3 separate regions of the Homo sapiens genome follow, and all the other regions are linked to region 2. A link is a contact called in ENCODE Hi-C or POLR2A ChIA-PET data. All regions are on one chromosome and are shown on one strand. The core of a region is the stretch at or near the end of the contact, and the rest is flanking DNA. Distances in the headings are between cores, read along the strand shown.

Evidence for each region. Hi-C counts contacts between places; a loop is a spot of excess contacts on that map. ChIA-PET counts read pairs that join two places held with the same protein, here RNA polymerase II (POLR2A). Pooled maps may share reads with other maps.
Region 1: a loop to region 2 is called in a pooled map, with 4 times the contacts of the local background. The contact joins the enhancer-like site here to the promoter of KLC3 in region 2. A Hi-C loop is called at or near these places in 1 of 168 maps with a recorded cell type or tissue (transverse colon) and 8 of 50 pooled maps. POLR2A ChIA-PET finds 5 or more read pairs at or near these places in 3 of 52 experiments (OCI-LY7, activated CD4-positive, alpha-beta T cell and activated CD8-positive, alpha-beta memory T cell).
Region 3: a loop to region 2 is called in a map of mammary epithelial cell, with 6 times the contacts of the local background. The contact joins the promoter of GEMIN7-AS1 here to the promoter of KLC3 in region 2. A Hi-C loop is called at or near these places in 7 of 168 maps with a recorded cell type or tissue (GM12878, MCF 10A, PC-3 and 4 more), 8 of 37 single-sample maps with no recorded cell type and 9 of 50 pooled maps. POLR2A ChIA-PET finds 5 or more read pairs at or near these places in 3 of 52 experiments (OCI-LY7 and WTC11).

What each region holds. Positions count from the first base shown.
Region 1 is chr19:45,117,126-45,119,825 of GRCh38, forward strand. The region is part of intron 1 of PPP1R37 (protein phosphatase 1 regulatory subunit 37); the gene reads left to right. Among named protein-coding and RNA genes, the nearest start is that of PPP1R37, 25 kb to the left of the region's middle. RefSeq lists enhancers at 140-299, 1,840-1,889, 2,070-2,119. Within about 2 kb of position 1,451, at least 7 of the 41 ENCODE cell types and tissues checked have a DNase peak (open chromatin) inside an H3K27ac peak, as active enhancers do; they include OCI-LY7 and transverse colon, where a contact is called at or near this core.
Region 2 is chr19:45,339,347-45,342,115 of GRCh38, forward strand. It overlaps KLC3 (kinesin light chain 3), which reads left to right and starts at 1,404. Exons shown (of 13, transcript NM_177417.3): 1 at 1,404-1,500. RefSeq lists a silencer at 1,300-1,389.
Region 3 is chr19:45,089,048-45,091,747 of GRCh38, forward strand. It overlaps GEMIN7-AS1 (GEMIN7 antisense RNA 1), which reads right to left and starts at 1,344. Exons shown (of 2, transcript NR_134887.1): 1 at 1,022-1,344. GEMIN7 (gem nuclear organelle associated protein 7) reads left to right here. Exons shown (of 3, transcript NM_024707.3): 3 at 1,060-2,471. The coding sequence starts at 1,068. The coding sequence ends at 1,463. RefSeq lists silencers at 629-802, 2,503-2,687 and enhancers at 744-1,739, 1,740-2,700, 2,345-2,394.

The DNA of each region.
Region 1 (2,700 bases), core at 201-2,700, 220 kb before region 2:
TGGTCTCGAACTCCTGACCTCAAGTGATGCACCCGCCTCAGCCTCCCAAAGTGCTGGGATTACAGGTGTGAGCCATTGCGCCTGGCCAGGAGGTGACTTTCGAGTTGAGATCTGAATGGCAAGTCAGCTGCGGCTTAAGCTGCAGGAGGGGAGGGAAGCTGTCAGAGGGAGGGAAGAGCAGTTGCAGACCCGGAGGCGGGAACAAACCACAAAGCCTGTAGAGTGGCTGAGGAGGCGTGGGCGAGCCGAGGGTGAGCCCCGGTGGAGTGCTGGCATCAGGGGGCCTTGTCCTGGGCTGAGGAGTTGAGGTTTTACTCTCAGTGCAGGGACAGGTGGTGCCGAGTGAAAGCCTGTGGCAGCAACCAGCCCGCTCCTGCACGGTCTCCTAAGCTAATTGTGCGCCTGCTTTGGGTCTGAATGGCGGGGACTGCACAGGACGTGGGTTTTCCTTCTACGGTGGGAGGTGATCTCAGGGAGTCTCCCTGCAGGTCCCCACCAGGTCTTCTGTGTGCCTACCATGGGCATGCAGTTCTGAAGCGCTGACTGGTGGTGGGAAACCTAGCCTGGAGATTGTCCCAGCCATCCCACCCAAGGCAGGGACAGGCCAGTGGGGCTACCCGAGCAAAGGCTTAGGGCAGCTGGTAGACCGGGCTGCAAGAATGAGGCCGCAGAGTTAGTCTTAGAGTAGCACCTGGCAGGAGGCTGGCTCCGTAAGCCAGTGCTCGTCCTTGGCATTGTTGACTCAGTGGCTCAGCTGATGAGCCCGAGGCTGCTGGGGAAGGTGTCCTCCTCAGCCTTACAGCTCCAGCCCCCGCGTGATCCGCGTTTCTCAGGCCTCTGGGTTACTGAGAGGCTGTTGGGGGTGGAGGTGCCCAGCGGTTGTTCACTGGGAAGAAGAACTCACCACCAGCGTCCCTTCATTTTTCCCAAGGAGTCACAGGCAGAGGTTTTTCCGAACAGGCTCAGCAGCCAGAAGTCCCCGCCTGGGCTTCCAACTGCCTACAGAGGTAGCTGCAGCCCTCCCCTCAGGCTGGCCTGTGTCACTGCCCTATTCTATGTCCAGGCCTCCCGGCACCCAGCCGCTGTCCCCATGAGTGCCCAGGGGAGCTCCCAGTTTAGCAGGGGGAGAGGGTTCCCCAGTGCAGAGTGGGTGGGAAGCCCGGGGCCTGTGACCTGTGTCACAGGGCATCTGAGGATGTTGTTCCTGGAAGGCAAGTGTGTGGCCACGGAGCTGACTTTGGGCTCTCATTTAGGAGGCTGACTCTGAAGGTCATAGTGGCTCAGCAGTGAAAGAGGAGGATCCCCACAGTGTGTGGTCTGTGTGGTCACTCAGGGATGTGACCTTTCTGACCCTCCTCTTCTTTGTCTTGGGTTGGGGGTCCCGGCCATATCCCCTTCCCAGGGATGTGCTAAGGTTTCAGGGAGCTCGGGTACATAAAGGGCTTGCCTGAGATAACTGCGTAGTAAATGACAGCTGTCAGTGGACTCCCTGCCGAACGTTGGGACACCACAGTTACGGACTTGTGCCAGGAGCCCCAGCTTCCTGCCACCCCTCACCGTGTACCTCAGAGTTCTCCTTTGACAACCCTCCATCTGGCTGTCCTGTCCCTCAGGGGTGGGCATGAGGCCCAAGTTCCTTCCTTCCTTTAGCCCACGTTCACTGAGCACCTGCTGGCCGGGCCCCAGGGAGCCACCCAGGTGGCTGCCTCCACAGCCGGGCTGGGCTTTATAACTAATTCTGTCGTGAGAGACTGGCCTTGGTGCCAGACCTCCCTCCCGGCCCACCTGCCGCCTCTGGGTTCCTTGTGGGCCACCGCCTCTGAGCAGCTGCTGCTTTTTTTTTTTTCTCATTTAACTTTTTGTTTTGTTTTTTGGTTTTTGAGACGGAGTCTCATTCTCTGTCACTCATGCTGGAGTGCAGTGGTGTGATCTCACTCACTGCAGCTTCCACCTCCTGGGTTCAAGCGATTCTCCTGCCCCAGCCTCCCGAGTAGCTGGGATTACAGGCACGTGCCACAACACCCGTCTAATTTTTTTTTTTTTTTGAGACAGAGTCTTGCTCTCTGTCACCCAGGCTGGAGTGCAGTGACACGATCTCAGCTCACTGCAGCCTCTGCTTCCCAGGTTCAAGCGATTCTCCTGCCTCAGCCTCCTGAGTAGCTGGGATTACAGGCATGTGTCACCATACCTGGCTAATTTTTGTATTTTGTAGAGATGGGGTTTTGCCCTGTTGGCCCGACTGGTGTCGAACTCCTGACCTCAGGTGATCTGCCCACCTTGGCCTCCCAAAGTGCTGGGATCACAGGCATGAGCCACGGTGCCTGGCCCGTTTAACTGTGTTTTGATGGACATTTTCAGACACAAGAAAGTAGGAGTATAATGAGTCTGATGGACCGACCCACTTTCTGGCTTCAGAATTGATGACTACATGGCCAATCTGTTCCTGCCTATCTCCATGCCACTCTCACCTGCATTATTTTGCAGCAGCTCTAAGATAGCTATCATTTTACCTATACATTGCTTGTGAAACAGTGGGAACACTCAGCCCCAAGCCGGCACCCTCTGTCCTCCACTGTCATCTGCCCCAGGCCCAGGATCAGACCACTGGGAAAGTGGCCAGGTAGGGCTGTGTCTCTTGTGGCTCTGCACACATGAGAGGTGGTGGGTGTGGTGCTCAGAGAAGAGCCAGCTCCACCCCCC
Region 2 (2,769 bases), core at 154-2,653:
CCCTCAGAGCTTATATAGTAGAGGAGAAAAAGTGAACCCATAATATACAGTCAGTAGCGAGTATTTACTAAGTACTTTCTATTTGCGAGGCCCTGATAAAAGTACTGTCCTGGCCAGGCGCGGTGGCTCACGCCTGTAATTCCAGCACTTTGGGAGGTCGAGGTGGGCAGATCACCTAAGGTCAGGAGTTCGAGATCAGCCTGGCTAACATGGGGAAACCCCGTCTCTACTAAAAATGGAAAAATTAGCTGGGCATGGTGGCGGGCGCCTGTAATCCCAGCTACTCGGGAGGCTGAGACAGGAGAATGACTTGAACCCAGGAGTTGCAGTGAGCCAAGATAAGATAGCGCCATTGTACTCCAGCCTGGGTAACACAGCGAGACTGTGTCTCAAAAAAAAAAAAAAAAAAAAAAAAGTACTGTCCCTGTATTAGTTAACATTCAATTCTCAAAGCCTTAGACTATTTATATTTTATTGACTAGGGAAACTGAGGCACAGAGAGGTTAAGTTACTTGCCCAAGGCCTGCACAGCAAGTAAGTGCCGGAATCAAATTTGAACCCTGAGCCCAATTCTTAGATATCACATTCCCTTGCCAATAACATAATATATAACATAACATAATGATGTGATATATGTTATATAAAATAACTTTAGGGGCCGGGGGCGGTGGCTCACTCCTGTAATCCCAGAACTTTGGGAGGCCGAGGCGGGAGGATCACTTGAGGTCAGGAGTTTGAGACCAGCCTGGCCGACATGGCGAAACCCCGTCTCTACTAGAAATATAAAAAGTAGCCGGGCGTGGTGGCAGACACTTGTAGTCGCAGCTACTCGGGAGACTGAGATGGGAGAATCGCTTGAACTTGGGAGGTGGAGGTTGCAGTGAGCCGAGATCGCGCTACTGCACTCCAGCCTGGGTGACGGAGCGAGACTCCCTCTCAATAAATAAATAAGGTAATTTTAGGCCCTGAAAAGTTTTGTGAACAAAATCAAGAGGAGTATGTAATGTTTTGGTGGAAGGGTGCCATTTAGAAGGGGGCAATCAGGGAAGGCCTGCCGGAGGAGGTGGCCTTTGAGAAGAGACCTAAAGACGATGAGATCTGTGGGAAGAGAGATCGAAGCAGGCCACACAACCAAGGAAAAGGCTCTGGGGCAGGCACTGCAAGAAAGCCACCTGTCTGGGATCTAAAGTTTCCAAAGTTTTAGCTTGGCCAAGGCCCCTGCGCTACAATCACCCTGATTCGAGGTGTCCTGGAGGTTACCAGTTCCGCGTGCGAAGTTCTGCCATTCCCGCGGGGCTGGAGCCCCGAGGCTGAACTTCCCACGGGCGGTGGGCGTGGCCGGCTCACCTGCGGGGGCGTGGCTCCCGGCTGCCCCGCCCCTCGGAGGAGCCGCCCGAGGTCCCAGACGCCCGGCGCAGCGGGAGCGGCGGGGCGTGCCTGGCCTGCGGGACGCGACTGATCGCAGTGGGGCGAAGCGGGGCCGGAGCCGCCCGCGGTCAGGTGGGTGCCGGGAGTGGGGCGCGGGACTCTCGGAGAGCCGCGATGATGGGGGGCGGGGGCAACCCTGGGCCCGCTCGCCCTGAGACGGGGAAGGGCCTTGGGGCTCCCGGATGCCCCCTGCCCCGTCCTGGGGCTCTCCGGGATCTGGAGGCCTGGCTGGGGTCCCATGCCCCCCACCCCAGCGCAGGTAAACAGCGAGGACGGGGCGGGGCCTGGGAGGGAGAGGGAGGGGGCCCTTGTGACTGCGGGTGAGCCTGGTGCGCGGGGCTGGGCAGGCCAGGGTAAGTTGGTGCGGCTTGCGGGGCTGGGCCACGATGGGAGTCTCCTGCCTGCCTGTGTTTGTGTGTGTGTGTGTGTGTGTGTGTGTGGCTTTGCGTGTGTGTAAGAGAGTGTGTCAGGCTGTGGGTATGAGGGTGAAAGCGACTGTCCGTGTAACCCTGTGATGGGACTGTGTGTATGATGTGACACTTTTAGCAATGTGAAAACGTGGGCGACCTCTGACTGGAATGGTGTGTGTGTAGAATTGGATTGCTGGTAGCACTTTACGACCAAGAGCTAGTGCGACTGTAGTCGACTTTCTGCTTGGCCTGATGTGCATGTGTGTGGCTGTGTGTGTGGCTGTCTTCATGGCAGAGAGTGGAACTGGTTGTAGGATTAGGTGTGATTGACCAAGAGGCTGTGCGGCTGTGGTTGTCTTTCTGCCTGTTGGTGTGTGTGTGTGTGTGTGTGTGTGCGCGCGCGCGTGTGGTGGACAGTGTGGCACTGGATCAGTGATAGGTGACTATGATTGACTTTTGATTGTGTGTCACTGTGATGGTGCATGGGGCTGGGCGGAACTGTGTCCAGAAGTGGAGCTGTTTCATGGGACGGTGCGCGTGGAACCTTGGGGTTGGATGAGTGAGGTGTGGAGGTGTGTGAAGCCGTGTGTGCGTGTGTGTGTGTGTGTGTGTGTGTGTAGAGAGGAACTAGAGGGTGTGTGATCTGCATTGATACCGTGGCTGGCAGTGGTGTGCAACGGAGAGTTTGTGGGAGATGGGAGTGGAGACGTGGACATTTAAGTGGGATGCTCCTCCAAGCGGGTGACAGGATGGAAAAGGGGGTCCGCGTCAGGGATCAGTGTGTGGGACTGTGCCTATGATTATCAGCTGTGCGGTTGTGCACCCGGGGCTCTGTGTGAGTGTGGGAGCTGCTGTGTGTCTGGGACACAGCCCGAGTGCTGGATGGCTGTGGTTGAGCCGTGTTTGTTGCTGTGGTTGTCAATCTGGCTGT
Region 3 (2,700 bases), core at 94-2,593, 250 kb before region 2:
TCTCCTGCCTTAACCTCCCGAGTAGCTGGGACTACAGGCGCATGACACCACACCCGGCTAATTTTTGTATTTTTGGTAGAGGCGGGGTTTCGCCATGTTGACCAGGCTGGTCTCGAATTCCTGACCTCAAGTGATTCGCCCACCTTGGCCTCCCAAAGTGTTGGGATTACAGGTGTGAGCCACCGCACCCGGCCCTATCCACACATTTTTGCATCTATTCCTTTTATATTTATTTACTTGCCAGTCTACAGTAAGGATTATATTTTCCTTCTCTTCCTTATTTATTCATTTATTTATTATTGGTATGGATTCTGGATTTCTGTTTTATCCAGTGGGTTATAATCTGTAACTATCATTATTGTATTGTTCAAATAATTCCAGATTTGGCCACTGGGAGCCCTTTCAAGCTAGCTCATGTGTGAGTGGGAATCTATCTAGAAGATAGAATTTCCTGATGGATTGGGTGGGTTGTGTGTGAGAGAAAGCTGGGGTTTATTCTTTTTTTTAGAGACAGTGTCTCACTCTGTCACCCAAGCTGGAGTGCAGTTGCACAATTACAGCTCACTGCAGCCTCCATCTCCTGGGCTCAACTAATCCTTCTCCCTCAGCCTCCTGAGTAGCCCAGCTAATGTAAAATATATATATATATTTTTAGAAATGGGGTCTCGCTATATTGCCCAGGCTGGTCTCAAACTCCCAGCTTCAAAGTGATCCTCCTGCCTTGGCCTCCCAAAGGGCTGGGATTACAGGCATGAGCCACCATGCCTGGCCAGGTTCATCTTTTGGCAAATATTTATTGCCTATAAGTTGAGATAAAAACATTATAAAAGCAGACAAAGGTCCTTGCCTTCACGGGGCTCATGTTTTTGTGCATGTGACACTTTTGTTTCTGATCCAAGCCATTGGGGGACGATGGCACAGATTTTAGGAGGGTGGATCAGTCTGGGGCAGGTGCAGTGGAGCTGCCTGGTAGACCAGCCTCTGCTTCCACTCCTCCCTCCTCCATTAGCCCCATGCTTACCATGTAATGACTTCCTGCTCTTTTTCTTCACTCAACAGCCAAGACAATGCAAACTCCAGTGAACATTCCCGTGCCTGTGCTCCGGCTGCCCCGGGGCCCTGATGGCTTCAGCCGTGGCTTTGCCCCTGATGGACGCAGAGCCCCCTTGAGGCCAGAGGTTCCTGAAATCCAGGAGTGTCCCATAGCTCAAGAATCCCTGGAATCCCAGGAGCAGCGGGCACGAGCCGCCCTTCGGGAGCGTTACCTCCGCAGCCTGCTGGCCATGGTGGGTCATCAGGTGAGCTTCACGTTGCACGAGGGTGTGCGTGTGGCCGCCCACTTTGGAGCCACCGACCTGGATGTGGCCAACTTCTACGTGTCACAGCTGCAGACTCCCATAGGTGTGCAAGCAGAGGCGCTGCTCCGATGTAGTGACATTATTTCATATACCTTCAAGCCATAAAGATATTGTGTTCACTTTTCTGCTTGAGGCTAAGGCACTGTATCCCAGGCCTCCCAATGTTCCCGAGCCAGGAACTCTGGGCCCCATGGAGTTATGAGCTCCCTTGGAATTTTGAGCCAAGCTTTAAGCAAGTCTGGACTCCTGAGACCTCCTGGGTCTAGTCAGTAAAATTCTGCAACTCTAGGAATTCTAAGATCCCATTGGAAGGAATGCTCTACCTCACAGAACTCTGAACCCTACAGAAATATGGGCCTGCTGCCATTTCCTGAAGACCGGGGCATCGGGGTGGGGTGATAAAGGATACAACCTGCACAGGGGGAAGTTATTAAAGAGGCTGCAAAGTCCAGCCACCCTGAAGATACTCCCCAGTGCTCCCCTCCTGCTAAAGAACCAGTTACCCCAGGAAAATTCGACTCCTGTTTTTCTTTAATTAACTATACCGACGGGGATGGAGTCATCTTTAGGGGCTGGTAGGGTGGTTATCCAAGGGCTGAATCCAGTGGAGCTGGGCCAAGTACGACAGGAGTCCAGATAAAGGTGTAGGGGCTGCACGGCCGCAAGTCTCCTGGAAAGGCTGGAGTGACCGGCATGCCGGGATTGGGAGATTAGGATTTGATTTCATTTTGGGGCGGGCGGTGGCTCGTGCTGGGTCACGTGGTCGTGCCCAAGCGCTCCTCCTGTTGCCCCACCTGTGGTTGCTGTGGACTGCACACGACAGCAGATTCGCTGTCCCCTCGTTGGAGGCGAATGGTCGGACCCCGAGTGGCGGCGCCCCTGATAAAAGGCCGAGGATTCGCGATCAGGGTGCAACTTCACTCCCTCCTCTTTTCTCTCCAGCCTTGCAGCGTGGCCGTTCACATCACGCGCTTCACTAAGCCTCCTATCACTAGTAACCTTTCAGCGCATTGTTTAAAAAGAAAGCAGTTTCTGTCCCTTTCTGTAGTTCCTTTAAGTTCAGGATGTAAGCGAAGCCTTCCATTAAGTAAAGGTGAGTGTCGTTTCGTCTCAGTCGCGAAAGTGCGGCGGCCGATGATGAACCGCGCCAGGAGCAGCCTCAGCGGCCATCAGTCCATTCGCAGCGCCGGCTCCGCCGAGGCCCGGACTTAGCTCTCGAGTTGCCTTGGCGACGACGCAGCTCGCTCCGCCCCAGTTCCCTTTTATGGTTTCAGCCCCGCCTCCTCTAGTTAGCCGGGTGCGCTTCGGCAAGCGTGGCGAAAGTGCGGCGGCGAATGTCAAG